Linked DNA regions of Mus musculus: all the other regions are linked to region 4. Evidence: chromatin loops called from intact Hi-C (ENCODE). Cell type or tissue: heart. All regions are shown on one strand.

Region 1 (4,000 bases), 130 kb before region 4:
ACTCCAAATGTAGGCATACTTCCAATCCTAATTTAATAATCATTTTCACCTAAAAACCTTTCTCTTCCCTCCATACCCCTGCCAAGAGATGATCTCATTCCTCTGGGTATTTTTCTTTTAAATGGGCCTCTCTCTCTCTCTCTCTCTCTCTCTCTCTCTCTCTCTCTCTCTCTCTCTCTCTCTGTGTGTGTGTGTGTGTGTGTGTGTGTGTGTGTGTGTGTGTGTGTGTATGTGTGTAGGCTCATGTCACTGTGTGTATGTTGAGGTCAGAGAGACAAGCTTAGGTGCTAGCTCTCCTCTTTCAACTTTGAGGCTAGATCCCTTGTTTGCTACTATTATGCCAGGCCAGCTGGCCCATGGGTTTCTGGGAATTCTCCTGCCTCTGTCCCTTAAATCAGTGTAGGAGCAGTGGGATTGCAGATGTACTACTGTGCCTGGCTTTCCATTGACTTTTGGCCTGGTTTTCTAGTTCTACAATTATAAACCATGACGATTGACTTGGATTATACTTCCACATCACAGTGATCATTGGAGGAAGTCAGGACAGGAAGGCAAACAGCAGGGACTGCTGTATACTGGCTCACTCCTCAGGCTGTTTTCCTATAGAACCCAGGACTAGCAGCCCAGGGATGCCACCACCCACAACGGAATCCCATCAATCACTAACTAAGAAAATGTTCTACAAGCTTGCCAACAGCCCAGTCTGATGGAGGCTTTTTCTCAATTGAGGTTCTCTCCTCTCAAATGACTTCAACTTGTGTCAAGTTGACAGACAACTAGCCAGCACAGTTATAAAGATTCAAACTCTAACACTTGCAGGACAAGTGCCCTACCCATTAAGCAATCTCCACAGCCCCTCTCTTTGGGGGTTTGTTCATTGAACTTCAGAGCTATGGGCTCATTGGTCACCCAGTTTAGAGAAAGAAGAAAGGACAGAATAAGAGCCTGTGTACCTTAATGTTTTCTTAATGATTAGTGTTAAGATTCCGTTTGTGGTCTACCATGAGGCTAGGGCAATAGCTACATTTGGATCCTGTGTCTACAGTCTGCTGTCAGCACTCCCAGGGGTCATACTGTGCCCTCGCCGTGGTCTTTCAAGCTGCCTCAGCTGTAAGATGGGGTAAGCGTATATCATCCTGGAGCTGTATGCAGATGGGCATTCACGTGCTGGGCTACCACAGGGGCAGGGCAAGCATTAATCCCTTTCCTCTGTTTCTTTAAGCTGGACAAAGTAGGGTTAGAAATTGTGAGTCTATGAGAACTAATTATTTCCAGCTCACACATCCAACCACCGCAGCACATTTACCACAACAGGCCTGGGGAAGCACACCCAGAACCCCAGCACTGGGGACCCTGACACAGGAGGATCTTGGTTTTGAAGTCAGCTGGGCCTCTTCAGTGAGACCCCCATCTCACAGGGAAAAACAAAAGACCAGATCTTTCTCCATTGGTCCTGGCTGCGTGTCCCTCGCTGTTTCTTTGTCTCTGTGGAGGTGGCTGAGAACATATGTTCATTGTATCTGTACTTAAAGGGGTTCTCTGGAATTCTCTCATTTTCTCCAGATGACCTTGAGAAAGAAAAGGGTATTTGTGTTGGCACACACAGCCAAGGGAGAACACGTGTATGGGTGGAACATATATATCCAGTCATAGATGGAGATGTGAATATTTTTGGCTTACAAATTGATTTTCCTTTGCTATTATTCTCAGGCCAAGGAAGCCCCAATTACTTCAGGACTTTCCTGGAGTAATTAATTCACCTGGATGGTTTTCCTCTCCTCCCTTCCTGTAGGTCCCTGCTCAGGAACTTGTTCTTCATTACCCAGAGATTGTTAAGCCAGGGAGTGCCTGCTCCGGAAAGAGGCTGTGTTAGAGGCACACAAAGACACAGGGGCTAAAGGAAACGGAGAACACACCCATGTGCTCTCCGTCTCTCTGATCCTTGTCTGAGGGATGCTCTGTCCCAGGCAGATCTTGGAAATGTCCACAGAGGAAGAAGGGCACTGGGAAGGAGAGGGTCCACAGGGCGGTGAGTGGACCGAGGCCTCACAAGTGGAATTTGCTTTAAATACCAAAAGTCATAGCAGAACCAGAACGGTTCAGTGGCACTGAGGACGTAGAAGCATTTAGAGGCAGCCCGGGTCAGTGGGTGTGATGGCTGGTAGTGGATGGGACCCTCAACTGAAGAACTGCTGGGCCAGGTTGCCATGTGAGACGGCATTCTCTTGATTATTAGTTGATGTAGGAGGGGACATCTCTCTGTGGTGGTACTATTCCTACACAGGTGAGTCTGGGCTGCATAAGAAAGTTAGTGACTAGGAGTCTGGGAGCAAGCCACTAAATAGCTTTCCTTTGTGGTCTCTGCTTCAGTTCCTGCCTTGAAGTTCCTTCCCTGGATTTCTTCAGTGGTGATTGTCTCACCTTGAAGCATACGCTAAAATTCTTTCCTCCCCAACTTGCTTTTGATTATGGTGTTGACAAGTACCATGCAAACAGAAAAAGCAAACAGTAACAGAAAAGCAAACTAAAGTTCCATGTAGGAGCGTGTGGGGAGAAAGGCCCACATTGAGCCCATACTGATCTTCTCTGTGTTCGCCCTGCTGAGGCAGACAGTGCTCGGACAGTCTGATATCTGGTTCTGAGCCTGTCTTCGTCTCACGGGTTGGAAGAGGCCAGATCTGACCCCATTCTCAAGACATCTTTTAACAGGAGTTCCCTCCAAGGCTAGGAGGGTCTTTTTGTTTTGTTTTGTTTTGTTTTTCTTTTTAAATAAGTGACCTTCATAGTCCAGCTTATTTTTATACATTGACTTATTCTCAGGCTAACCTCAGGGCCTAAATAGACAGGCTCAACAGAAGCCTCCGACCTGGAGGGCTTATTTTTTAAGGGGGTGGGGGGCAGGAAATGTTTCATTGCCTGGCGTGGAAAGAGGGGAATAAGAACTTTAAAAAGGCTACCCCATTAAGATCTTAGCCAAGGCCATGGGGACTTCCAAATATGTCACATTTCGGGAGCAGCGACTGCGTGTCGAGAACCTGAGGAATTTATGTCGCATGGAAAAGTCTCAGTAGTGAGGAGCTGTTCCTAAAATAGTTCAAAGAACAGTAGACTCGACAGGCACACAGCACATAGCTACTGCCTGCTGTGCGAGCGGTGAGGAGGGAGGGGGAGATTTTCCAAGTTACCAGGTCTCTCTTTCCATACCTCTAGAGTTTGTTGGGATAAACAGTTAGGTAAAAAGCCGGCTGTGTCATGGAAAACTCACCATGGAAGATCTTTCTGAGGTAGAAGTTTCCTTTATGTTTGGGATTTGGGCAGCTCAGACTGTTCCAGGTATCTGAACCAACGCTGCTGTGGTGTGTCTCCAGCGTCATGTGATGGATGGAGTGTCCTCACTACAATATGGTTGGGAGGTGAGACCTTTGATGAGGCTGTGAGGGCTCTGTCCTCATGAACACTGACATTTTGGAGGGCTTAGTTATCACAAGGGTGGACTCAGGATGAATTTGGTCCCCTTCCTTTTCTTGTACACGCAATGCCCTCTCGGCCTTCTGTCATGGAATGATGCATCAAAATGCCCTTTCCAGATGCTGTGTCCTCCCTCCATCCTGGATTTCCCAGACTCCAGAACAGTGTAACACAAACCTTTCTTCTTCCTAAGTTAACCAGTCTCTGGCTTTCTGTTACAGCAGCACACTGATTGAAGACAAATACCACTCCAATCGCCGCACTCAGAATTCTTAGTTTCTGCCCTACTCTCTGATTCCCATGTGGAAATTTCCACACAGGATATCAAATGGTACTTTCTTCACTTTCTGAACAATATCCTATGTATTGATCTGCTTTTTATTGTTGTGATGAAGTATTCTTCTCTCACCCCATACCCCATTGCTCTGCTTCTCCCCCCCCTGCCCCCATTACATCCATGTTCTTCCATCCCCGGGGTCTCCCCAACACACAGTGGCCCCCATGTCTACTGGTACTCCAAATTAAACACATC
Region 2 (4,000 bases), 370 kb after region 4:
GGTCTTGATGGAGAGCTCCCTTCTAAAATGTATGCATGTCAGGTGCTTACCTAATGGGTTAACTAATGGGTTAACTGCAGTGTTGGGAGAGTGCCCCCTGTTGGTAGTCTCTTGTACTACAGCATACATCCACCTTAGAAGCATTCTTGAGAGCTCTGGTATTATTGGTCAGAGTGGCCCTCGCTTTCATTTTTTTGTTACAGTCTCAATGGAAATGGCAGTGGCACAAAGGCACACATTTCAATCATATTTTAATAGTGGTCAGTATATTAGAATTGTTGTCCTTTTAGATTGCAACTAAGCAGTCTGAAGATACAAATGCATATGAATACTGGGGTCACTAACTCTTTTGGGGAACACATCTTATGGATGTGTTTGAGTGACAGAAAACCAAACACCATAAGGAGAAATGAAACTGCCTGTGTCTGGAGCCGACTGATGAGCTGTGATACATCTGTCCAGTGGAGAATACTCTGCAGGCATTTTCTAACTGAAGCACAGCTACAGAGCCTGGTAGAGAATGCTGCTAAGCCATTTTTTAAACTTTTATTACATTTACTTATCGTGTGTGTGTGTGTGTGTATGTGTGTGTGTGTGTGTGTGTGTGTGTGTGTGTGTGTGTAGTGAGATCCTGTAGGTCTGGGTCAACAGGCTTGCCAGAAAACATCTTTACCCATTGAGCCATATTGCCAGCCATAGGCCATATTTTATACAGAGGCATAAAACAACTTGAGTAAACTGTCTTTTGCGTAATACATTCAAAGAAAGAACATGCATAGCTGTGTTGATGGCTTCTTATAAATTTATATCCTTTTCACTACTTGAGTTTGTTTTTAATACATATATATTGTATACAATCATCTCATTTAAAATAAACAGAAATGTTGACCTGAGACTTGAACTCAGAAAGCTGGGACTAGGTGTAATTATGTCATCTCTGTTTCCCGTGTGGGTGTTAAATGAGTGACTGATAAATAGCATGAGATGCATGAAGTGAATATACATGAGGATCCATGACAGTATTACCTAATGTCTCCTGTTTAGGTGGACGCTACCTAAAAGAAAGGATTTTCTTTTCAAATGATTAAGTTGCATAAGCCCTTCATGTACCTGCCTCTTAACACCAGTGTTATGGCCAGTAAGTTATGTGCTTCTCGGGTTGACAAGAAGAGAGATCCATTTCCTGAGATGCAAATCTAAATTGTATATCATTCTCCTGTTTTCACTTTCAACTTCAATCTAAACTTTATATTTAAATTTAAATGTATTTAAAACTATACATTTCTTCCTTCATTTTGTTATTTACCAAACATACTCTCTATAGTAGGCCAAAAAGTTTGTGACGTGTTCACAATTTATGTTTGGAAAGACAGAATTGTGAACTAGGGTGTTTTATTCCTAAATCTGTCTCCTAAATATACGCATGATACTTTCCCTGTGTCAAAATGCTGTAAATCTAATCTAGCACCACCTTTTTATATGGTTTTACCCAAGTAAAAGAATTTAGACTCTGCCTTAGAGATGACTGAGCCCGTGACTTCCACATCCTCGCATGGCCTGGCTCTCCCACGTTCTCAAAGATCCCAGTGTGAGCTGTTGTGTAACAGTCCTGAGGTGAGAAGGAAGACAGACATTTGACTTGCAGGCGACACTTGAAAAAATATTGTAACTGGGCAATAGTTGTAAAAACCCTTTCAGCGTTGATGGCGTAAGGGCTTTTCCAAGAAATGTCTTTCCAGAGAATGTTAATAATAACTCGGGAACATCCCATTTGGGAAGCACAGCAGAGGGCCACCGCGTTTTCTTAGGAGACCCAGGATCCCACTCTGGTTCGACGACTGGTTCTCCCCGCTGCACTAGGCACATGCTTTCAAATCTCCTGTATCTAAAATTAAGAGCTCTCTGTGAACTAATGACAATTTAATCCTGTCTTAGTGTGAGCGCATGCAGCCTTTTGGCCACATGTTCTGTACACTGTGATTCCCGAAAAGTAACTGCGATCCAGGTAGAATGGAGGATGGCTAAGCTAGAAGCTCATGCAAGCCTTCTAAGCTGAGTTGGAAGTATTCCATGAAGGCAGGGTTCACTTCTGTGGGGTTGAATGTTGGTGTCCAGGGAAATTATATGCTGTGTGGAATGGCTGGCCTGCAATTTTTACTGTTCCTCACTGAGAGATTGTTGTATTTATTTAGAAAATGAAACATCACCCCTCCCATAAAGCAAAAAAAAAAAAAGCTTTCTTTTTACAATGGGGTGGTTGTAAAACAACATTCAATAAAGAATTATGTCTATACATCTGTTAGCCTGGTTCTTCCAGCGTAGAATGGCAGTACCAACACCTGCCTCAAGGTGGCGATCAGGTGCTAGCTGTGCTACTGCCTGGGTTGTAGGACAGTAAATACCCCTATGTTAAGTGATTATTATTAAATCCCCTTCTAGAAAATAAGTTGAGTTCATTCCGGTTCTACATGGTTACCTTGTTATACAGTGCCAGCATCTCTTTGAAGGGAGGCAAGCATCCAAACCAGTATTCAAGGTGGGCATTCAAGGGAGTTTAGGAAGAGCTCTTAAGGGTGCCAGAGCATTTAGGAACGGGTATGGCCCCAATAGCTCTGCATGCTGACAAAGAAGCTTCCCTTGTGCCCTGCGGGCTTCTCTACCAGTGCACCGTGTGAGCTACGAGGGAGGCTTCATGCCTGTAGAGGGCCAGCTAATGACAGCTTTTGAAGCGAACACTCGATGTATTAGATCTACAAAATGTAAAACCTAGACTCTAAGCGGTTAACTTGAATATATACAGCATTTCACCCTAAAACAACCTCCTAGAAAATGCATTTATTCTTTCTTCTTGTTTCTGTCTCAAGGAAGACATTATATGTCCTGCTGTACATAAGTCCTAACATTGTCATAAATTGTTAAGCCTTCCCTTATAAATTGTCCGCTTGATGTCTCGAAAGTTCTGTAGCTGATAAGATAGCCCACAGCTCTTAAAATTTTTAATATTTAAACAGCCTTATTAATATCAGAGAGGTCAAGCTTAAATACAGCGGCTGAGGATGAGGCTCAGTTGGTAGAGAACATGTCTGCCAAACGAAAGGCCCTGGGTTGGATTCCTAGCACCACATAAACCCAGCATGGAGTTGCACTGCTGTGACCTGAACACTAGGGGTGTAAAGGCAGGAGGCTGAGGGCGTTCAAAATAATCCTCGTCCTCCATAGCGAGTGCAAGGCAGCCTGGTCTAGATGCCCTATCTCAAGAACATATAAGTAATTTGAATTTCTTTGTATATTTAAATACTGTTCACTCACTTATTCAAATTAATTTAACTCTCTTTCAACCTAAGGTCCTAATTCTTAGAGCAAATACCTTTCAAACTGAAATCCCAAGGTTTTCCCCAGTCCACAGCTCTTTTAAACACAGTCCACATCCATAGTACCCAGGGGCAGGAAGGAGAACTTCACTCTGAAGAAAGCGTTCATACACTGGCCCTCTTACATCTGCAGTCTGTAGAATCATCATTTTAGGCCACCCGAGGTCACTGGGTAGAGAAAATCCAAGATTGACTCAGGCAGTTATTGGAGAATCAAGAGCCAAGACACGAGGCAATCGTGCTCTCTCCAGCCCCATGTGTCTTTACTGTCTCCGTGTGACTAGGATCGTGTGGCTGTCACGTGCATTGGTTTTTGTAATTAGCTTTCTATGAGTTGGCTCCTAAGTGTTAATAGGACAGAATCAATTCAACTCTATCCAACTGCTTGTTGTCACCCACAGGAACTAGGTCTTATCTTGAGCCTCCCCACCATGCTGAAGGTTCCCTGTGGACAGTGTTTTTGTGGTCCCTGTCTCTGAAATGGGAAAGGGATAGCTGACCTGGGAAAGTGGCTCCATCAATGGCTCTCAGCCTTCCCAGTGCTGCAATCTTTAGTATAGTTCTTCATGTTGTGGTGACCCCACAACTATAAAATTATTTTCGTGGTTCCTACTGTCTTGATCATAATG
Region 3 (4,000 bases), 70 kb after region 4:
AGGATGGCTGGTCACACTGCACCCCAGGAATTCTCTGTTTCTGCCACCCCAGGGCTGGAATTAAAAGAGTGTCACCGTATCCAGATGATGATGATGATGATGATGATAATGATGATGATGAAGAAGAAGAAATGTGTGTTCTTCGGGGATCAAATACAGGTTCTTGTGCTTGCAAGCCTAGCATTTTTCCGGTTGATCTATCCCCCACCCCAACCCCAGCTTTCTTTAAATTCTTATCTACTTCATAATTCTGCAGGATAACTGAGGTCACTGTCACACTTGCGCCCTATAGATGTTATTCAGATGTAAACTGTCAGGGTGGCCCCAGATCAGCCACTGCTAGGTTGTAGGTCCATGCCCCGATCTGTCTTTGATTTTTATGTGAACAGGTGGTAGTGTGCACGAGCTGTGTAATAATTCACACAGGAGCACCGGTCAAAATGGCTCAGCTGTCTTCAACTTTGTACTGTCTCTCGTCATTCATAAACTCATTAGATGTTTTCCAAAGAAGTTCGTTTACAACTCTCAGTGCCTCTAAAACGGCTTGCCGGGTTCTTGTAGAATGCCTCCCCCGCTTTTATCCTATTACTCATGATGGGTGATACAGTCGCTGACCATGGGAGCCTGACCCAGAGCTCAAAGGGACATTGTTTATTTGCTAGGTCCGTTAGTTGTTTGGGGACTGTTGGTACAATGAGCACCACTTTGCCAAGTGCAGAGCTGTTATCTCTGCCGGGTGAGGAGGAAGCCCTCATGGAGGAGACAATGTGCCCAGTCCCCCTCTTTGAGCCTGAGCAGGAAGTCTGGTTTCTCTCAGGATATGGATGTCAAATCTATCTGGAGAACTCACATGCAGCCCGGCCTTCTCATTTTCTGGGGTAATGCTTGGTGGTTTTCTCCGTCTCCTGGTATCCTGAGGCAACAAAGGAGGGTGCTTAGCTAGTCTAGAAAAACTAGTTTTTCTCATTAAAGACACTAATAATTCTCTCTCCTGGCACTTTCCCCTCATGGGTGCGAAGAAGGCAAAAGAAGTGAATTTGAATTTGTTCGTTTTAAAAAACAGGACTGGCTTGAAATGAGTTCTATATTTACCAAGTGAGTTTATAGCAGGCCAGATAGTTGCTAAATATAGAGGAGGTCTTGTAAAAGTCCACGCAGAAGGGACGCCTTCTACTTTTAAAGTTCTTGAGAAATGACTACTTGACATTTATCTCCTGGTTTGGATGAGAGAAATGCCGAGTGAAGTCCCCACCACGAAGGAGGAGAGGCAATGTGGAGCTTCAACTCTGTCAGGTTCCTGCCTTCCTGGCAACAATTACTGCCCTTGGGAATCTTTGAAACAGACCTGCGCTTTGCCACCAATGGCGATGGGTACCTTAGAGTGCTCTGCCCTCCACAAAGACAGCGGCAGCCCAGGAGTTTGCTCTCTGTATTTGAACTTTTCCTCACCTTCCTCCATTTTGGTTCCCCACAATAAGAAAGCTCGTTGTAAAGCTATGTCAAGAGCTGAAGCCTTAAGCTGGGCAGTGGTGGCGCATGCCTTAGAGAGAGATTTCTCCTGTTCTGCAGCGTGAATACTTGCTATTGGTGCCTCGATAGAACGTATTAAAACAGCCAAAGGATTTCCAGTGCACGAATCGCTACTGTCACAAAGTGATCTCTAAGACTTACAGCAGCCCCTGCTGTAAGTGGACCCCTCACAGAGGTGATGCCTCGCCTGCACTTCTGTTCGGAGCTTCCCTGCGTTTACAACATTCTTCGTACTTTTCCTTGCAGTTTCTCTTCCCTGCACACAGAGGCATACAGGGGGAGCTTCAGCAGAGCTTTGCATAACATTAGAAAACGTTTTTCCGAAACGCTAAAGTGGGCACTACACAGCTACAGTCCTCATGCTAAGAGGTGGAGACAGGTGTTCCCTTGAGCTTGTTGGCCAGCCATGTTACCAGGCTGAGTGAGAAACACCGTTTCAACAAAGAAACAAAGAAACAAACAAGCAAGCGGTAGAGAGACTGGAGAGATGGCTCAGCGGTTAAGAGCACTCAGTACCCTTGGAGAGAACCCAGGTTTAGTTTCCAGTACTAACCTATACGGCTGCTCACAACTGTAACTCCATTTCCAGGAGTTTCTACGCCCTCTTTTGGCCTCTGTGAGTACTGCACCCACGTGGCTTCCAGCTATATATGCAGGCAAATCACATACAAAAAGAATAATGTGGATGTGATAGAGAAAGACAATGACGTCGACTTCTGGCCTCAGCATGCGTATGTGCAAAAGTGATGAAAGCCTTTTAACGTTTTCTTTTCTCTTTTTGCCTGGAGAGGAAAGGTATTGATAGTGGTAAAGGCGCTGCCTGCAGTGTGTTCCATGGGTACTTAGAGTGTGAGTCGCACTCCACTGGGCTTACACTGCTTGTGTTTGTAAAGTCCCAGACAGTTTGGTGCTGAGTTGGCCTTTCCTTAGTGCTCTTCACCTGCCTGACAAGTCTGAGAGGCAGATGCAGGCTTTGCTGTCGGCCTGATGGTGCGGAAGAAGAGGACTGTGGCATCATCCCAAGGCTCCGTTGGAATACGAACTAAAACAGGACCAGTGATTGTTTTTATCACCATATATGTCTTCCCACCTTTCAAGCTTGAGGTCACCTGGGACTGATGAGCAAAGGCATTCTTATGCGCCATCCATGTTAAGAACAGGACATTTCACCGGGTGGTGGTGGCACATGCCTTTAGTCCCAGCACTCAGGAGGCAGAGGCAGGTGGATTTCTGAGTTTGAGGCCAGCCTGGTCTACAAAGTGAGTTCCACCCCACCCCCTGTTTTAAATGTGGGTGCTGGGATCAAAGTCAGGCCTGCAGGCTTATGCAGTAAGCACTCCCATCCACTGAGTCACCTTCCCGGTCCCCTGAGGGACTGGAATAAAAGAACTCTCGAGGTAGACTTTGAAGGAAGAATAGACCATAAGGTGAGATGGGGGAGATGGCCCGTGTTCTTTGAGAGCTCTGTACACTGCTAGGCCCCATGAGAAAAGAGTGTCCTCAAGCAGTTTGATAAAGAACCGACGATTGCCTTGACTTAAATTCTGGTCAATTATGTTGAAAGACTTCTGATAGGAACTCAAAAATTTTCATCTAAAAAGGGCAAGTGCTAGTTTGGGTCCAGTCTGTTCCCCAGTTTAGTTGTTTCATATCTGCACAGTGGAATGACGCTGTGTGATGGATGGTAAGAGCCGGTGTTTACTGGGTGTCTGTGCTGTGCCAAGCATTGCTCTCATTGCTTTGGGGGACGATATTATTTAATCTTTTCAAAAGAATGTGAAATAGATACTGCTTGTCCTAGTATGTTTTATGCTGCTATAGCAAAATACCTGAATCTGAATACAAAGAAAAGTGGTTGGTTTATCGCTCTGGAGGATGATAGCCCAAGACTGGGTGACCATGTAGGTATGGAGGGAAGAGAAGGAAAGGACAGAGAGGAGAGGAAAATGATATAGAGAGAAGAAGCAAGCAAGTGAGCCAGGGTTGATTTTTAATAGCCCCCTTTCAGTAATGAATCTAGTTTCTTGAGACCAAATGTAGTCTTAATAAAATGAGTCCAGTCTCTTAAGAAAAATGTCAGTCCACTCTCCAAGCAGTTTCTTCAGGACTCCAAAGCCTCCATTGTCCCAGGTACTTAGGGCTCAGCACAGACCAGTTTCCTTCAAGTTGTAGTACTAATTATCCCCATCTGACATGATGCAGCAGCTCAGGTGTTGGCTGGGGGTGTTAAGGAACTTGTCTGAAGGTATTCATCTATTTTCACCTGTGCCCTCCAGCCTGCACTGTAGGCACTCTGCAAATGTAACCTCTAAAATGCGGAGGCTTTAAAAATTGTGTTTGTGTGAGTTCTCTGTCATTGCTGTTACAGCTGCCACACGTCTAGTCCTTTCACACATTTGCCTCATCGTTCTGAGGTAGGAAGCTCAGATGGGTCCCAGGGAGCTATAAGGAGATGTCATTGGCACTGTAT
Region 4 (4,000 bases):
TGTGAAGGCCAGAGGAGGACACTGAATGCCCTGTGTGATCATTTCTGCCTAGTCCCTTGAGGCAGGGTCTTTCATTGCACCAGGAGCTAGGCTGATAAGAGCAAGTCCCTGTATTCTTCTGTTTTCCTTCCCCTACAGTGCTAGAGTTATGAGCTTCTGTGACCATGTGGTCTGCTACTATGTGGGTGATGGGGATTTGAACTTAGATCTTTATGGTTGCACACCAGGTGCTCTTACTTTCTGAGCTGTTTCACAGAAAACACTTCTCTATAGAGCCATAGATCAGAGTAAAAACCAGTCTTACTGCAAACTCAGCGATTACAAGCAGAACCTCAGATTCTCTAGAAACTGAGATCCAGGCAGGTGGAATGACTCGCTCAAAGTAAAGTAGCAAGGCTAGGCCCCCAGGGTCTGCTTCCAGCTGTGCTCTCTGTAGACAGCTGCTTCTGTCCTGGAAGCAGTGTTGATATATGCCATTCCCCCATCCTGGACCTGGGAGACACTTGTCAGGAAGACTCACCCAGCACTGAAGACTAGTAAAGACTTCTTGTTGATGCTGCTGCCTGGGTCATTTCCCTTGTCTATTCTCCTCTGCCCTTCCCATCCCATGGCCTCTCTTATCAAAGTGCACTCAGCCTCGCCTCCTGCTTCCTTCCACTGCTCCCTGTCCACTGCAACAACTGCTTAGAAAAATCCCTATATGACACCTAGAATCTTCATCGGGGCAGGTTTGACTTGCAGCTAGGAAACATTCTCTGTTACGAATTGTCCACAAGATGACAAAGAATTATGGGCTAAACTAGGTTCTAGGACCATGGAAATCAAGCAGTGCCTTGTGAGATTTCTGTTATTTTTCTCTAAGCATTACTTAATTCAGCTGCTTAGCTTCTTTAATGCTTTATTTAGATCTTGTTTCCTCAACCAGATAGGTTTCCTTTACACAAAGGCTTTGTGCCCCAGGATACTTTGTAGCTCTAGATAGATACAAAGATGCTGTGTATCTGCTGGTCTTTTGCACAGCGGGCATTTGGTAGGCATTTGTTCCCTTGTACTTTTGCATCTAGAACTCAAAGTTGCAGACTTGGGACAGTGTCTTGACCCTTCTTTTCATCTGGTTCACTTTAACCCAGCTCTAAGGTTGGACTGGAGTTATCCTGTTCAGGGCTGGGAGGGGCTTTTCACCCAGTTTGTGTGTGTGTGTGTGTGTGTGTGTTGAGAAAGCAGAGCTTCTGAGAGGAAAGGTGAAGTGTCCGTGGCCTGTAGCCATTAGTGATCATTTTATCTGGAGCCCTGGTCTCCTCCCCGCGACCAGAGCTATTTCTTTGATGGTAGTGACTCTCTCAGACAGTGCTCCTTCTGGAAGCCTGTGTTCAGGCTGCTGGCCTCCAGGCCCACTTCCCTCAGAGCAAACGCTCACCAGTATTTCTGTAATGTGCAGAGAAAAGTAGGTGACTAGATTAGTCCTCAGCTTGGAATGATTTTTCCCACTATCAGTATTTCTGAAATTATTCTCACTTGCTATCAGTTGTCCTAAGCGGATGCAGGGAAAACCCTCAAACAAAGAACAATCAAAATTACTAATATGTGAGAAAACCCAAGCCTGGGAAAAGACCCTTTTTAATTCACTTAAAAATATTTATTTATTTTATGTGTGTCACTGCTTTGTCTGAATATGTGTATGGGCGCCTGAATGTCAGAAGAGAGCATCAAACCTCCTGGAACTGGAATTTTGGATGGTTGGGAATCTAATCCAGGTCCCCTGAAAGAGCAGCCAGTGCACTTAACCACTGAATTATTGCTCCAGTCCCGGGCCTTTAAAAAATTGTTTTAAAAAATATACAGTTATTATCATGGACTTTTGATTGCAGTCATGTAAAAACAGCATTCATTCTGTTGACATTGTCTTAATTCAGATGTTAGCAGTAAAGACGTCATTTCCTGGTTTTCTTCAAACTCTGTTTTGCACGAGAGAGAGAGAGAGAGAGAGAGAGAGAGAGAGAGAGAGAGAGAGAGAGAGAGAAATTCCTAAATGCTCCATTCCACTCCACTGCAAGGACCACCGGCAGGGCAGCCTCTGCGATTTTCTTCATCTACACGGGCGCCCCCTGCTGCCCATCCCGCATTCTTGACCCTCCAATGTCAGGAGCAGGGTACCACAAAGTCTTCCGGAGGTTGCAGTCCTAAAGAAAACCTTCCTTCAGACTAATAGAGCTAATCACTTTCCAATGGACAGCTCACGCTACCTCGGATAGCCTTTTCTGGGACCGGACCTAGTGTTTTAATCCAACTTCTGCAGACAGTATCCGAGCAAACTCGAGTAAAAGTGCCTGCGCTTCCAAACTGTATTACTCGAATCCTTTCCGGCTGCTAGAAGGAAAGGGCCGTTCCCTCACCTTGCTGAGCCCTTTGTCTTTTCCTGGCGCTGGGGAGCGGGAATCCCTGTCCACCCGACCCATAGCCCCAATATCTGGATGCGGAGGGTGGCGGCTCATTCTCCGGCTCATCTCGAGCTTTCCCCAATTAGGATTTGCTGCCTGACGTCACGTCTGCTGCAGATTGGCTGTTCAGATCTGACACAGGGCTCCACCGGGGAGAAGAAACTTTTAAAAGACTTTGCAGCCGGGGCTGCCTCTGAGCGTCCAGCGCTCACGGTCGTCCTTGCTCACCCTCGCGGGGTTGGCGCCCGTAGCACCCCAGCCGCACCCGGCGACACCTCGTCTGAGCCAGGGGACCCTCACCTTGAGCAGCTCGCGCCCCTCCCCTCCTCTCCACCCCAACTCCCGCCCCCTGCTCGCCTCCACTCCCGGCTGGGGTCCGCTGCCGCTCAGCCGCCCGCAAAGCTCCCTCCCCTGCGGCCACCCAGTTGGTCTCCACCCCGCGGCGCACGGGCTCTCCGCAGAGTCCTTGGGGATACCGAGGGAGCGCGCCGGGGCAGGACGAGCCGCGCGGCCGGAGACTGCCCGCGATGGCGGGAGCCTGGCTCAGGTGGGGTCTCCTGCTCTGGGCAGGGCTGCTAGCGTGGTCTGCGCACGGCCGGGTGCGGAGGATCACGTACGTGGTGCGCCCGGGCCCGGGACTGCCGGCCGGAGCCTTGCCTCTGGCTGGGCCCCCGCGGACCTTCAACGTCGCACTGGACGCCAGGTACAGCCGGAGCTCAACAGCCGCCTCCAGCCGCGCCTTGGCTGGGCCCCCAGCCGAGCGGACCCGGCGCACCAGCCAGCCCGGCGGCGCGGCCCTGCCGGGGCTCCGATCTCCGCTGCCACCCGAGCCCGCGCGTCCGGGGGGGCCCAGCCGGCAGCTCCACTCTAAGGCGGGTGCTCAGACCGCGGTCACTCGCTTCGCCAAACATGGCAGGCAAGTCGTGCGCTCCCAAGTGCAGCAGGACGCTCAGAGCGCCGGGGGCTCCAGACTGCAGGTTCAGCAGAAGCAGCAGCTGCAGGGGTAAGCCCACGCTCTGCCTGCCTCGCGCGCCGGGACCCGCCGAGGCCCGGGAACCGTCTCCTCCCCGCCGGAGGCGCTGCGGGAAGGGGTGGGCACGGGGGAAGCCCGCTCACTTTTTACTGGTGTTTAACTCTCAGTGCATTGTTACCCAGCTGCGGGGGAAACACAAAAGGCATTTATTTCTTCCCCGGGGCGTAACCTCCTGTGCGCAAACCCTTCTGCTCCTAGACTATGGGCGTAAACATGAAGTCACTACAGCTTAATCCCAAGGCATCAATTAAACTTCTTGCAACTCGGTTTTTTATTTTGGTTTACCTAATGAAAAAGGGATTGTGAGTGAAAGCTGGCTCTAAAGACCCAGCTCTCCTTGAGCATCCCAGAAATTGTATACTTGGGTTTCCTGGCACCTGTGGGTCCTAAATTGGTAAGGGGCTGGGGGTGAGACTCCACGTGAACAGCAGTAGGAATTAAAGTTTGTTATTCGGTGCTGGTAAGTATCCCCACTGAACGGCTTTAACCCCATTAATCACAAGTTAGGATGGGGGCGACTTAATTTGGA
Region 5 (4,000 bases), 380 kb after region 4:
GTGCTTAGTAGTCTTCCTTTTTACCAACAAGACATGACCCTGAGTCCCTTCACAAAATGGGCCTGAGAACATCCACAACCCCAAGACTATGATCACATCATATTACAGGGAAGATTATAGATCAGTAAGCCTTCTCCTTAAAAAGAAAAAGGGAGAAATAGCAAGATCCAAAGAAAGCCCACAAGTCCAGAAACAGTAGGTAAGTCTCTAAGCAACCCTGCCCCTGCCCAGCTCGTACGTAGCCTCTACTGCACTGCAGTTCCCGTTTCACGACTTTCCATGCTGAACACTCCTGAAGCTCTCGACGATGGCAACATGACTCTGAGGCACCTTTCAATTCACAAATATCATCATACATATTGGTGTCACACTAGGCTCCTATTTAGCAACATAGAGAGTTGTCATGTGGGTCTTCATCTCCGGATTTGATTCCACAAAGGCCTTTAAACAGCCTACATGGCAGAAACTTCTCCCTGGCCCTGCATACACTCTGACTGGTAGCAAGGGCTTCTGGCCCTGCTGCAGGAGGCTAGTGATGGATGAATGGCTAGTGATGGAAGAGAGTCTAAGTGAGAGCTCTCATCACCTTCATGGTTTGTGGTCTCCATTACCTTCAGTTTGAGCAGTATTACCCAAACTGGAACTCATTAGTGCAGAGATCACTCTATGTTTTTCTGAAAGGCTAGATGTGGTAGAAATTATTTGATCCCAACCTGGAGTTTCTACCCCTCCTTTGACCCTTTAGTTCCTGTATAAAAGACACACAGAGCCTTCATATTTACAATAAGCCTTAAACAACACAAGACTCTTTAGCTATTAGAATTTACTTTCCTATTGATAACCTCAATATTAATTACTACTTACAGTGTTTCTTCTGGGCTGCTCCTAACTCCAATTGGCCAGCACTCAGGGACATGTTTTTATAACTCACCTAACCTATGACGGCTTCTCCTTCCTCTTGCACCTTCTTTTCCTTGTGGTCCTTCTGCAACCCCAAGCCCAGGAAACCCAAACCCCACCTATGTCTCTTCTGCCCAGCTATTGGCTGTTGGCATCTTTATTTAACAATCACAAATAAGGTCACTCTGTAGTCTCTGGGGCAACCAGTCTTGGGGGGGCCTAATATTAGCATTAGAATACAAGCAGCATCAGGCCAACCCACTACAGCTAGATATGGTAATGTTTTTGACTTTGCAGGCCACGTGGTCTCCGTTGTAGCCACTCAACCCTGCCACTGCTTCACAAAAATAGCCACAGGGGGTTCTGGCAGCTACTGGATGTACTCATTTACATAAAACAGGTACCATGTCAGATTTGGAGCAGGGGCTTGAGAATCCAGAAGTGTCTGGCACTCCCTAGAGATTCCTGGGTTGGAGGAGGCTCTTATGAATCAATTTTGGTGGCCTTAGCTGAGATACATAACAGTGGGGATACAGACACGGAAGAGGCCAAACTCCTCTAGCTAGGTAGGATTCCCGGTAGAGGAATAAGGATACCAAAAAACTTTCCACCCACAATTTGTCCTGTCTAAAAGAAATGCAGGGACAAAGATGGAGTGGAGACTTAGGGAAAGGCCAACCAATAACCGGCCCAATTTGAGACTCATCCCATGGGCAAGCAACATTAATGATACTCTGTTATGCTTGCAATTAGGAGTCTAGCATAACTGTCTTCTGAGAGTCCCCAGCAAGAAAAAAAAAATCCAGAAGTATTTTGAAGAGGTCTTGAGTTCCAGTTGTTAATGGCACATTGCAATTCCTATAACAAAATGTAATCTTGCTAATTATAAAGTTGAAATTATTTTGCTGTGATACGTTGGATTTGAAAATGCTTTCATTTCATCACTAGTCTGTATTTCTCCAATCAGCTTTCTGTGTCTGCTATTTCTTGATGGCCTGTTTCTTTCTCTCTGTAAATTTTGGGAAGGGGACTTCACGGATGTGTTATTTTTTTTAAGTGGGTGTTTTAGTGGGCTCCTATGCAAATTAAGACTTCCTAGGCCTTCAATAGCAACAATATTTTGCTGTTCTATTGGAGAATCACCTCGGAGGCCCGGTAATGCCCCTTTGGAGAGAGAAGATAAACTGTGACAGTGTACTTGGGGGATTATGTATTTATATTTTCAACTTCTCTCTCTGGGAAGATAGCTCAACACTTCCAGGGCTGGCCGTGTTGTTTTTATATTGTTAAAACTCTAGATGTCTCATATGGTTTTAGAGCTTGTATCTAAACTATAAAGAGAGCCAAACACGAGCTTCTTTGTTTTCTTCCTTTATTCTAAACACAAGTCTGATGTATCTCCCATTTGTCAAGATGTTTGGAATCACTTCAATGGACTTGATCCTTTGGGCTCTTGTGGAAGGCTCCGTGGGAAGCCAGAGTAAACAGACCTCACAGGGCACAACCAGCCTGGCTCTTCTTTGGTTCTACAATTCCCAAATGCCTGTCCTCAAACCTGGAGCCCTCTTAGAAAATACCTACAGAACCCTGGTCAGGAAGTTCACCAATCCAATCCCAGAAGGCTTTCTGACTGGAAATTCATATAAAACATTCAAAAAGTTCCACATTTCCTAATTTGAAAGACAAAGCTCAAGCCCGTGCTTGCTTTCTCATGTTATGTGGTTTCAGTATAAAGCATTGGAATTCAAAGAGTGGACTGGTTCATATAAAAAACTGCATCGTTTTATGCTTAGCACCGAGTACAGGTATACTTGATAGCAAATTCTAAAGCTAACATTAAAGTATCTAAGACAGATAAATAAAATAAACCAGATCTATAATAATAATAATAATTCAGTTTTCAATAGGGTAGGAGGGCAAACACTTCTAACCTGGCTTCTGCCTTTGCCTTTGCAGGCTTTCTAAATAGCTTTGAGGAGCTACAGGCTGAGGAGTGTGGCATCCTCAATGGTTGTGAAAACGGCCGCTGTGTGAGAGTCCAGGAAGGATACACTTGCGATTGCTTTGATGGATATCACCTGGATATGGCCAAGATGACCTGTGTCGGTAAGAATGAGAGTGTCCGTTAAGAGACACTTTCCCTGGTGTCCCCTGTGACTGGCTCTGGTCAGCTGAGTATGTGTCAGATACATGGGTGGGCTTGTGGTTTGGAAAGATGAAAAAAGGTTCTAGAAATATGCATGAAGTGTAATAATACTTCATGTCACATGACTATACACAAAAACAGTTAAGGTAGTCAATGGTATAGTCTGTATTTCTTTTATGACAGCTAAAACTCATAGTTATCACCCCATATAAGAAGCCTAAGTGTCATATTTTTCTCATGGTCAGAGACTGAATCCCAGGACTTTGTGCCTGCTACTCAAGAACTGTACTGTGAATGATGTTCTACCCCCAGCCCCACCCCTAAAAGGCCAGAATGTCTCAAGTAGTTATTTTGACTTTTAAATTTAAATTTTGACAGTTCAGTAATGACTCCCCTGAGTATGTGAGATAAATATAAAAGACTGAAGGCAACTAGGAAATAAACAACTTCCCTAGCAGTTATTTTGGATAAAAATCTTTAAAAAGAAAAAATCACCATTCACACTGTAGCTTGGATATATTAAATATCAAGCCGACAAATGTTGACATTGTATTAAATAACAGGGCAATTCCAGACTCTCCCTGATCACTTATTTTACTATGTATAAAGGCTTATCTTGCATATTGAGAGAGGTAAAAATGAGGAAACTGTCTGGTTTATGTGGCCAAGAACTGTGGACAGCACCCAGGCTGGCCGCTGCGTGTCACTGGTGAGTAACGTAGCATTAAACACCGTGGTTTGGTTTATTGCAGATGTAAATGAATGCAGCGAGCTGAATAATCGGATGTCTCTCTGCAAGAACGCCAAGTGCATTAACACAGAAGGCTCCTACAAATGCTTGTGTCTGCCAGGCTACATACCATCCGACAAGCCCAACTACTGTACACCCCTGAACAGCGCTTTGAATTTAGACAAAGAAAGTGACCTGGAGTGAAGGAGAAGAAGCTGCGTAAC
Region 6 (4,000 bases), 530 kb after region 4:
ACCCTAGAGGCACCGCCTGCTCCTGTTCCCATCTGCCTGGTGCAGGTGTTCGCTGCAGCCTTCGTCATTAAACAGGAGGCACACAGAAGCATTCGGTCAGGCAAAACATAGCTACATTGAGTTATCTTTTTCTTACTTATAACCTTTGCATTTTGCCCAAATCTGTACCATTTCTATTTCTATTACACATGTACACGAAGCTTCTTGGGCCATTATCTCACTGTTCGTGCTTTATAAGACTGCTCCCCTTAAACCTAGTCCCTACTCTAGTCCATGAATTAGATGAATTACACAGTTTCCAAACTGGTACACACCAGTTTTTATTGCTGTGTCACTGAACAAGAGGAATATTTCTAACTATAGTCATGCTAAGGAGGAATAAAATAAGATCAGGGAGAAGTCTTACAGAGCCCCGTATGTGGTAATGAGCACAGCCTGAATCTATTTTTCTACCTAGGTAAACTCAAAGATACTTTTACAAGGCCTGAGGACATGGTGCATGCCTGTAATTTCAGCACTTGAGAATTGGATGGAGGAGGGTCAGTATAAGGTCACTCTGGGTTAAAAAACTAAAAGGACATCAGCTGAGTTTAGGAAGAACCCATACAACAGAAATAAAGATGGGAAACGCTTGGGGGAAAAGGTGATTTGGCCAGTGGCAATCAGTTCCGAGCATGTAGAAGTGGTTCGAGTCCTGATAGGCAGACTCAGTCTGTGTCTGGTGCAGCCGGACATCAGCCAGACTGGTTCTACACATTAAAGGTACAGGACCCACCCATGGCAGGGCTCAAGAGTTCTCAGCACAGACTCCCGGTTCCAGCTCCTGATCTTGGGTGGAACAATGTATAGGCCTACCCGGCTTGTTCCACAGATGGCTTAGTGGTTCATGTGAAAAATCTTGATTCTCAAAGAAATCCCCATATGCCTTACCCCAGGTAAATCACTACTGACCACAAGGTTAAGAGAGTCTACAAGATCAGCTGCGGTATGGTTGGTGGCATTTGCCTGTAGAGCCACGTGTTTGGGAGGCTGGGGTGAGCCCAAGAGTTTGAGGCCAGTTTTGACATATTGTGATTCCAAACACAAAGAAAACAAGTGAAAACAGAATATGCCATCATTTAAGGGAACATTCTCTGCAAAACCCAACAATGCTAATGTGGTAATGTTGGTGGCTAGGATATCTTATCTAGAGAATTTATGGTCAAGGGGAGAAACTAAATTCTTCTATGGCTTCTCAATGTGGAGAACAATGTCTAGTTTAAATCATAAACAAGGATGAAAAACTTAAGGTCACTGTGGAGAAATCTACCATTTGTTCTCAAAAGATCATGCCTGAGAAAACAACCTTGTAATAATAAATCAAAATTCTACCTGTCAAGAGTAAGTCTAGTGGGAGGAAGACTCTGGAGTCCTGGATTACGGAAACAAAGCAAGTATCTACCTGAGGTAAGAGGAACCACCTACAGTAAACCTATGTATTCACTGCTGTTTAAGAGAAAGCCTACACTCTAATTCATTTTAATAAAGCATTTTGAACATCTTGCAATCACAAAAGGTAGCTGAAATTTGCTAAAATGAATAAAAGGATCATATTGGTCTTTCAAGGATAGTTTTAGTTATCATAAAACCCCTATTTCAATAGTAAAGTATTTTAAAGATAAGACCCCTTGGGGGCCTGTGAGATGGCTCAGAGTAAGGTATCTATCTGCTCAGGCCTGATTACTGACGGATGCAAATTTGACCTCCCAGCTCCCTCTGTTGGAGGGAGTAACCAACACCCGAAAGTTGCCCTGTGACCTTAAGATACATACATGCTCCACTCACTCACACACACACACACACACACACACACACACACACACACACATCACACCATAATAAACCTTAAAGATGGTCCACTTAGCAGAAGATACCATTTCTCTAATAAGTACTTTGTAGTTTCCAGGTCACTTTCTTCTAAGAAAACCACGTCTGCTTTTAGGGAGAACGGGAAACAAACCCTCTGAGGTTAGGGAGGGGCATTACTGCATCTTGCCTAACATGTGTAGCAACAGCTACACCCAGTGGACAGAGTCAGAGGAAGGCTTTCTAGCCGTACTGTTATAAATAAGGTAAATGTGGAAATAGCTTTTCCCCCTCCCAGTTTGTTTCAGTTTCCAGAAAAAGGGCTACCTTCTACTTAAGGAAATACCATTCAGGAACAAAAGCCTTACTCCATAAACCTGACACAAACGCACAATCTGGTATGAAAATAGCTAAAAGAAAACTCCCAGAGCAAGGAGAGAATGTGCAGGTACTTTATTGCTCACCTCTCACACCAAACACACCTCCAGCCACTTTCTTTCACAGCTTGACAGTGTTTACATGTACAAAAACCCGGCAGAAGCATTGAGTGATTTCAGGATAGACGTGGAGAGTGACTCAGCCAGGCTTCTGTCTTCTGCAGCAATAATGAAGGGCCTCCTGCACGGAGCAGGACTCCATCTCACTTCGTAGTGCACGTCCATCACAAGAAAGGTCCCTTGCCTAAAGCAAGCTAACTTGTATATGCTGAGCCAGTAGCATTAACTAGTGCATGGAACAGATGTCTGCTCGCCATTTCTTCTAGCGAATTTCAAGTAAAAACAAGGGTGAAGGAGGAACGTTTGTCTCGGATGGATGCAGGTCTGGTTTGAGTTGCTATACTTAACTAAGTGCCTACAGATACTACGGTTCTTGACTTAGTTTGCTTTTGTTGTTTTTATGGGTTTTGGCCGTGTTCATGGGTTTTGGAGGAGCATATGGTACAGTATTCCACCAACAGGATAAGGCTACTGAATGTGCTATCTGCAAAAGAGCTCATGTAATAGGAACCAACCCAACAGGTCTACCAAAAAGAAAGGTGACAAACATCTCTCTGAATAAAATGCCAATCAGGGCAGAGCTATGCTCGGAGAATAGACATCAGAAGGTAGCTTACGAAAAACATACATGGGTTGTTAATATGAGGAAGGTTTCCCAGCATTAAATATAAAAAAGTCCAGGCAAATCCTCATTTTCAAAACTTGCATATTGAAAATGTGAAAACTATTTTATTCAAGTAATTTCTTCAAAAAAGCATGTATGTTCCAACTGGATTAGTTTACCGGTCAACTAAAGGCAACTTAAATTGCCTTTAAAATTTGTTTTTCATAGAAAGAAGAGATATGTTTCTTAAATAAACAGTGTTATGTAAAACTGTTTAGTAATAAAAAGAGAGAAAGAATTGAATGAAGACCAGCAAATGGTTATCCTAAGCAGGAGTATGCCTGCTACCTGTGGTCTTACATTCATTCCAAATAGATGTTGGATTCAGGATTCTGAAACTAAGTTTCTATTACTTGAGCTCTAGCAAAATGTGAGTTTCTGTAGCCTCAACTAGTATAATGTCTTCCTTGTCCAAATCCAGAATGACTATACTGATAGCCTCCATGTTGGAAGTGCTGTTCAAACTGGCCCCCTTGATGATAAGTCTGGCTCCCTCTTCCTCCCCAGCCTCCTCCCTGGCTTCCACGTCCTCCCCGACCCCCTCGACCACCTCTTCCCCCACGACCACTGCCTCGTTCACCATGGTGCCCACCATCTTGGTATCTATTGTCTTGCTGGTATCCACCGCCCTGGTAGCCACTTCCTGTATATGAAGATGTCTGGAAACCACCATAGCCACCAGCTTGGTAGCCACCACTGTGGCCACCATGATAGCCACCAGGCTGGAAGCCCGAATCTCGATAAGCACCGTCCTGATAACCACCTCCACTTCCACTCCCTCCATCTGTCCAGCCTCCTTGATGTTTATTTCCTCTTCCTCCCCCTCGGCCACCGTGGTCATAGCTACCACGTCCACCTCTCCCTCCTTGTTCATGACCTCCTCGTCCTCCGTATGAGGAATGTTCATAACCACCTCTCCCTCCGCCTCGGCCTCCTGCTTGCTGCTGGGGGCCATCTTGTCTTTTCTGCCACGGTGGCATCTCTGGGGGTGGAG
Region 7 (4,000 bases), 270 kb before region 4:
ATTATTATCATTTTTAAGAGGCTTTACTAGAGCTAGAGTAAACTGATCTACATTTTACCTGGAGTAGGAAATTATTCTTTTTCCTTTGAAGAACCAGAAGGAAAGCTTAATTTTAAAGACATTTGATAGAACATGTTTTCCTGAGGATGGCAGCAGAAGACACTTTTGCATTGGCCTTATTGTTTTAATAGTTTATAACACTAAACATAAAGTGTACTAAAATGAACGTGAGAGATTTCCCAGAGTCACGAAGCAGACGAGCTTGCCAGGGCTCCCTGCTGCTCCTGCTGCCCACCCCCTCCATTCCCTAGGAAAGCCTTCGAGGAGAGGAGGGCACTGGGCACCTCCACAGTTGCTTCCAGGCTCCCTTTGCTTGCGGAATGGATTTTCTTGCAGAAGCTGCCAAATAGAGCTGGAGAGATGGCCAGTGCTCTTCCAGAGGGTCTGGACTCAGTTTCCAGTACATGATAGCAGCTCACAGGAGAGCCAATATTCTCTTCTGGTTTCTATAGACATCTACTTTGATGTGCATAGAATCACACACACACATATATAGTTAAAATGAAAAATAGAATCATAAAAAATTACCAAACCAAATCTCTTAGTGTAAAGGAGTATTTGAATACAAATGTACTTGAGGTTAGTAATGAATTTCTGATTTACAAAGCTGGGGTTTGATTTTGGCTGTGCCTGGTTCCAAGACCCATATTCTTTGACATCCTGAGTCTAGTGCAGTGTGACTGTGTGTGTTTAGTAGGGAGTCAAGGGAATGGGGGTTCCTATAGCTCTGGTGGAGGCACACTGATCAGTCTGTGAATGAGGCAGCACACAGTGAAGGCATGAGTGAACTGCAGGAATCTGGATTTGTTTTTGGAGTCTGTTACCTTCAAGGGTTTATCTGTATATTAATAAGTAGGCTAGCAGAGTGGGAAGGATTGTAATATACATAGTAATTTTACTCAACTAGGTGATTGGTTCAAACTACCCAACTTTTGTTTTATTTTGGATAGAAATATATAAGCATTTGCTATTTTAGTAAAAATGGACATCTATACATGATTTAAAAGGAAATATAGTCAGTATTTAAAAATTGGCTTATTTGTATGTTTGTCTTTGGTTTTTGAGAATTTTTAGGTAGTGACAGCACATGGGACAGTTGACACAAGAAAGTTAAACCATAAGAGGTTAAGTGTTGCATGTGTGTCAACAGTTTCTCTGTTCTGAGACCTAACCCTGACTAGAGAGAGCAGATGAGTATAGTGGTGTGGCCTGCTGAACCAGCCATAATGGGCTGAAGCAGGATAATCTCTTGAGCCCCAAATTTCTGTTTGAACTAAGACAACATAGTGAGCTCCTGCCTTAAAACAAAATAGCACCCCCAAACCAGTTAATTTGCTTTTCTGTACAATAATACATATCAGATGCACCCAATTTACTTTTAAAGTTTATTTTGTTTTACTTTTTATGTGTGGGAGTTTTACCTACATGTATGTATGTATGTGACCCACATGTGTAAGGTGGCCTCACAGGCCAGAAGAGGGCACTGTATCCCTTAGAACTGGAGTTAGGTTAGATGGTAGTGAGCTGCCATGAGGGAACTGGGAAATTGGACAAGGGCTCTTTGGAAGAGCAGCCAGTGCTCTTAACCCTGACCATACTTTTTTTAGGTAACAAAATTGAACAAGTTACCTTTTTTTTTCAGTCCTTGGCTTTCATGTTTCTCCTTTGAGCCTAGGTGTGACATTCTCTTTAGAATGGAGGGAGAGGTGGAGCTTGGAAAAATGAGGACACAGTACCTATTTTGTAGGCAGTGTGTTGTCTTCTGATTTTAGCAAGTAAGAACTATGTAAACTTGGTCTTTCCTGGTTTATGCCACCACATGTTTTTGAAATGAAGTGAGGTTACTCTGTAAAAGAACTGTGCAAGGGAGCAGCCTTGTAGTTCACGAAGCAGGACAAAAGTTTGAAGCCAGGGAGGGGTGCATTGACTGTCATTGATGGTGATGGGAGCCAAGGTGGTTTTCCTGGAGGACAAGGAAGGCATTTGGAAGAGAGTGTTATGAGAACCCAGTCCACTATTGAACTTTATATAATGACAGTTGCATTATACTCCAAAGGCTGTTATACAATTTCTTATACTTCACTGTGCTTTTGTGGGAAATTGATTATTGAAAAGGAAGGCCAGGTGTTGTTACTAGGAGTTTTTTGTTTTTAAAGCAAACCTAATTTGGTGTAATTTTGATAAAGTTATATTTATTCCTCTTCCACATTGTCTCATATTAATACACCTGTATCTGTTGCTACATCTGTAATATGTCTTAGTAACTAATCTTTGTAAGGAGTAGCCTTCATTATTAAGGAAAAAAAACTATAAAAACTCCTATGGTCCTTTAAAAGGTTGGAACCATATTGTGTGCTTTAGAAGGAATTTTTGTTTCTAGAAGTTATATTTCTATTAGTTAAAATTCAGTTCAAAAGCAGGAATGGTTAACTGAGGTAGTTGGAAATCTGTCTGTAGGTAACTCATACCCTCAGTGGCCTATGGCGTTTCTGCAGTGGGTTTGAGCACATCGTTTGCTTTGCCCTGCCACCAAGAATTTTTATGTTGTTCTTCTAGGCTAATTAACATTTATCACTTTATCTGGTCAAAAAAGAGTGGCTTTACATAAGTAGACATTTTAGCTATGTCTGAAGTGGTCTGTAATATTTCATAAATAATCTTATTTAAAAAATATTTTGGGGGCTGGAGAGATGACTCTGCGGTTAAGAGCACCAACTGCTCTTCCAGAGGTCCTGAGTTCAATTCCCAGTAACCAATGGTGGCTCACAACCATCTGTAATGGGCATCTGATACTGTCTTCTGCTGGACAGTGTACCCACATATGTGAAGTAAATGTGGTTGGAGCAAGCAGGGCCGGAACAAATGTGGCCAGCGGGGGGGGGGGGGGGGGGTGGGGTGGGGGGGTGGGGGTGGGGGGGGCAGGGCGGGGATATTTTGTTCTGGAGGATATTATATTTGAAATATTGCCCTTGAAGGATCATCAGAGGTTGTCAGGAATTTTTCAGCTTGTAGGACATATGAAAGGGTTTTACGAAGAGCTGAGATCTTACTCGTGTCCAGGAATGTTACTTCAGTGAGATAGATAGAGCCTATCACCGCATGCATCAGCACTACTTCGCTAGGCACATCACATTTATGAAAGGAATAGGTTGGAATCAGGAAACATACAATCCTCAGCACAGTGTGAGGATTCTTTGAAATGCTGGACTAGATGAACCACGGTTCTGCAGGTGACTGTTGGAGCAGATACTGAAGTGCATTGCATGGAGTGTGTGAGGTGGAATAGTGCCATTTGAGCTCATGAAGACACTGTCTACGAAGAAATGTGTAGTGTCTTCTCCCTGCAGCTGTGTGACCCTGGGGTTAGGGTGTTCTCACAGCCAAAGACTGATGTATTCAGTGATAAAATTTCTTTTTGATATTTTGGAATGAGTGTTATTAAATATACCATTTAACACAGCATTAAAAAAAATCTCTTGGGAAGAGATTTTGCATTTAGCTTGTGTTTTAAATGTATGGGTTGTCATTTTGTCTAGATGGTCATGAGTATGAACAGAGAACTTACACAGTACCAATAATAAGTATATGTCTATTAACCAGCATGTATCTCTTTTACTTAAGCCTACCAGAGTCTACCAGAGCGGAAACCCTTTTTTTACAGTTGACTCATCTGTCAGCTAGCTGGTTCTTGAATCCTGTTAGTTCTTCCCCAAGGGTTCCATATCTGGCTCCCTTTCCATTCCTGTCCCAATGTCCTTGTCTGAGATCTTTGGAAAGGCCCTGTGGAGATCATGCTGCCTAGCTAACTCATTTGACAGAGTCAAGTTGACTGAGATACACGCGCGCACACACACTCTATAGGAACAGAAGAGAAAACACTGTCCCCCAGGGGACAGCAGAATGATGGTCTGGGCTTCCTAGCGTCAAAGCTTCCTTCAAG

Evidence for each region. Peaks named below come from ENCODE experiments on the same cell type or tissue, not always from the same donor. Only the 100,000 strongest peaks of a DNase experiment are listed, where the experiment ranks them.
Region 1: it touches region 4 in a loop (2.3-fold over the local background); 7 of 42 quality-filtered maps call a loop at or near these places.
Region 2: it touches region 4 in a loop (3-fold over the local background); 6 of 42 quality-filtered maps call a loop at or near these places.
Region 3: a loop joins it to region 4, with 6 times the contacts of the local background. A loop is called at or near these places in 13 of 42 quality-filtered maps.
Region 5: it touches region 4 in a loop (2.0-fold over the local background); 6 of 42 quality-filtered maps call a loop at or near these places.
Region 6: a loop joins it to region 4, with 3 times the contacts of the local background. A loop is called at or near these places in 10 of 42 quality-filtered maps.
Region 7: a loop joins it to region 4, with 4 times the contacts of the local background. A loop is called at or near these places in 10 of 42 quality-filtered maps.

What each region holds. Positions count from the first base shown.
Region 1 is chr17:74,874,076-74,878,075 of GRCm38, forward strand. No RefSeq gene overlaps it. Among named protein-coding and RNA genes, the nearest start is that of Gm31759, 74 kb to the right of the region's middle. In heart, no CTCF peak of the experiment used is centred here; a DNase peak (open chromatin) is centred at 1,856; H3K27ac peaks cover 3,783 bases.
Region 2 is chr17:75,370,212-75,374,211 of GRCm38, forward strand. The region is part of intron 31 of Ltbp1 (latent transforming growth factor beta binding protein 1); the gene reads left to right. Among named protein-coding and RNA genes, the nearest start is that of Rasgrp3, 64 kb to the right of the region's middle. In heart, CTCF peaks have their summits at 102 (motif pointing left) and 2,347 (motif pointing right); no DNase peak of the experiment used is centred here.
Region 3 is chr17:75,073,355-75,077,354 of GRCm38, forward strand. All of the region lies in intron 3 of Ltbp1 (latent transforming growth factor beta binding protein 1), which reads left to right. Among named protein-coding and RNA genes, the nearest start is that of Ltbp1, 70 kb to the left of the region's middle. In heart, a CTCF peak has its summit at 2,144 (motif pointing left); a DNase peak (open chromatin) is centred at 687; H3K4me3 peaks cover 295 bases; H3K27ac peaks cover 3,138 bases.
Region 4 is chr17:75,002,921-75,006,920 of GRCm38, forward strand. Ltbp1 (latent transforming growth factor beta binding protein 1) reads left to right here and starts at 2,609. Exons shown (of 34, transcript NM_019919.4): 1 at 2,609-3,441. The coding sequence starts at 2,966. In heart, CTCF peaks have their summits at 2,135 (motif pointing left) and 3,494; DNase peaks (open chromatin) are centred at 2,151, 2,591 and 3,291; H3K4me3 peaks cover 2,103 bases; H3K27ac peaks cover 3,697 bases.
Region 5 is chr17:75,386,574-75,390,573 of GRCm38, forward strand. Ltbp1 (latent transforming growth factor beta binding protein 1) reads left to right here. Exons shown (of 34, transcript NM_019919.4): 33 at 2,857-3,006; 34 at 3,799-4,000. The coding sequence ends at 3,980. Among named protein-coding and RNA genes, the nearest start is that of Rasgrp3, 47 kb to the right of the region's middle. In heart, a CTCF peak has its summit at 2,077; no DNase peak of the experiment used is centred here.
Region 6 is chr17:75,534,810-75,538,809 of GRCm38, forward strand. Fam98a (family with sequence similarity 98, member A) reads right to left here. Exons shown (of 8, transcript NM_133747.2): 8 at 2,277-4,000. The coding sequence ends at 3,393. Among named protein-coding and RNA genes, the nearest start is that of Fam98a, 15 kb to the right of the region's middle. In heart, a CTCF peak has its summit at 2,063; a DNase peak (open chromatin) is centred at 3,822.
Region 7 is chr17:74,731,530-74,735,529 of GRCm38, forward strand. The region is part of intron 5 of Ttc27 (tetratricopeptide repeat domain 27); the gene reads left to right. Among named protein-coding and RNA genes, the nearest start is that of Ttc27, 16 kb to the left of the region's middle. In heart, a CTCF peak has its summit at 1,524 (motif pointing right); no DNase peak of the experiment used is centred here; H3K27ac peaks cover 234 bases.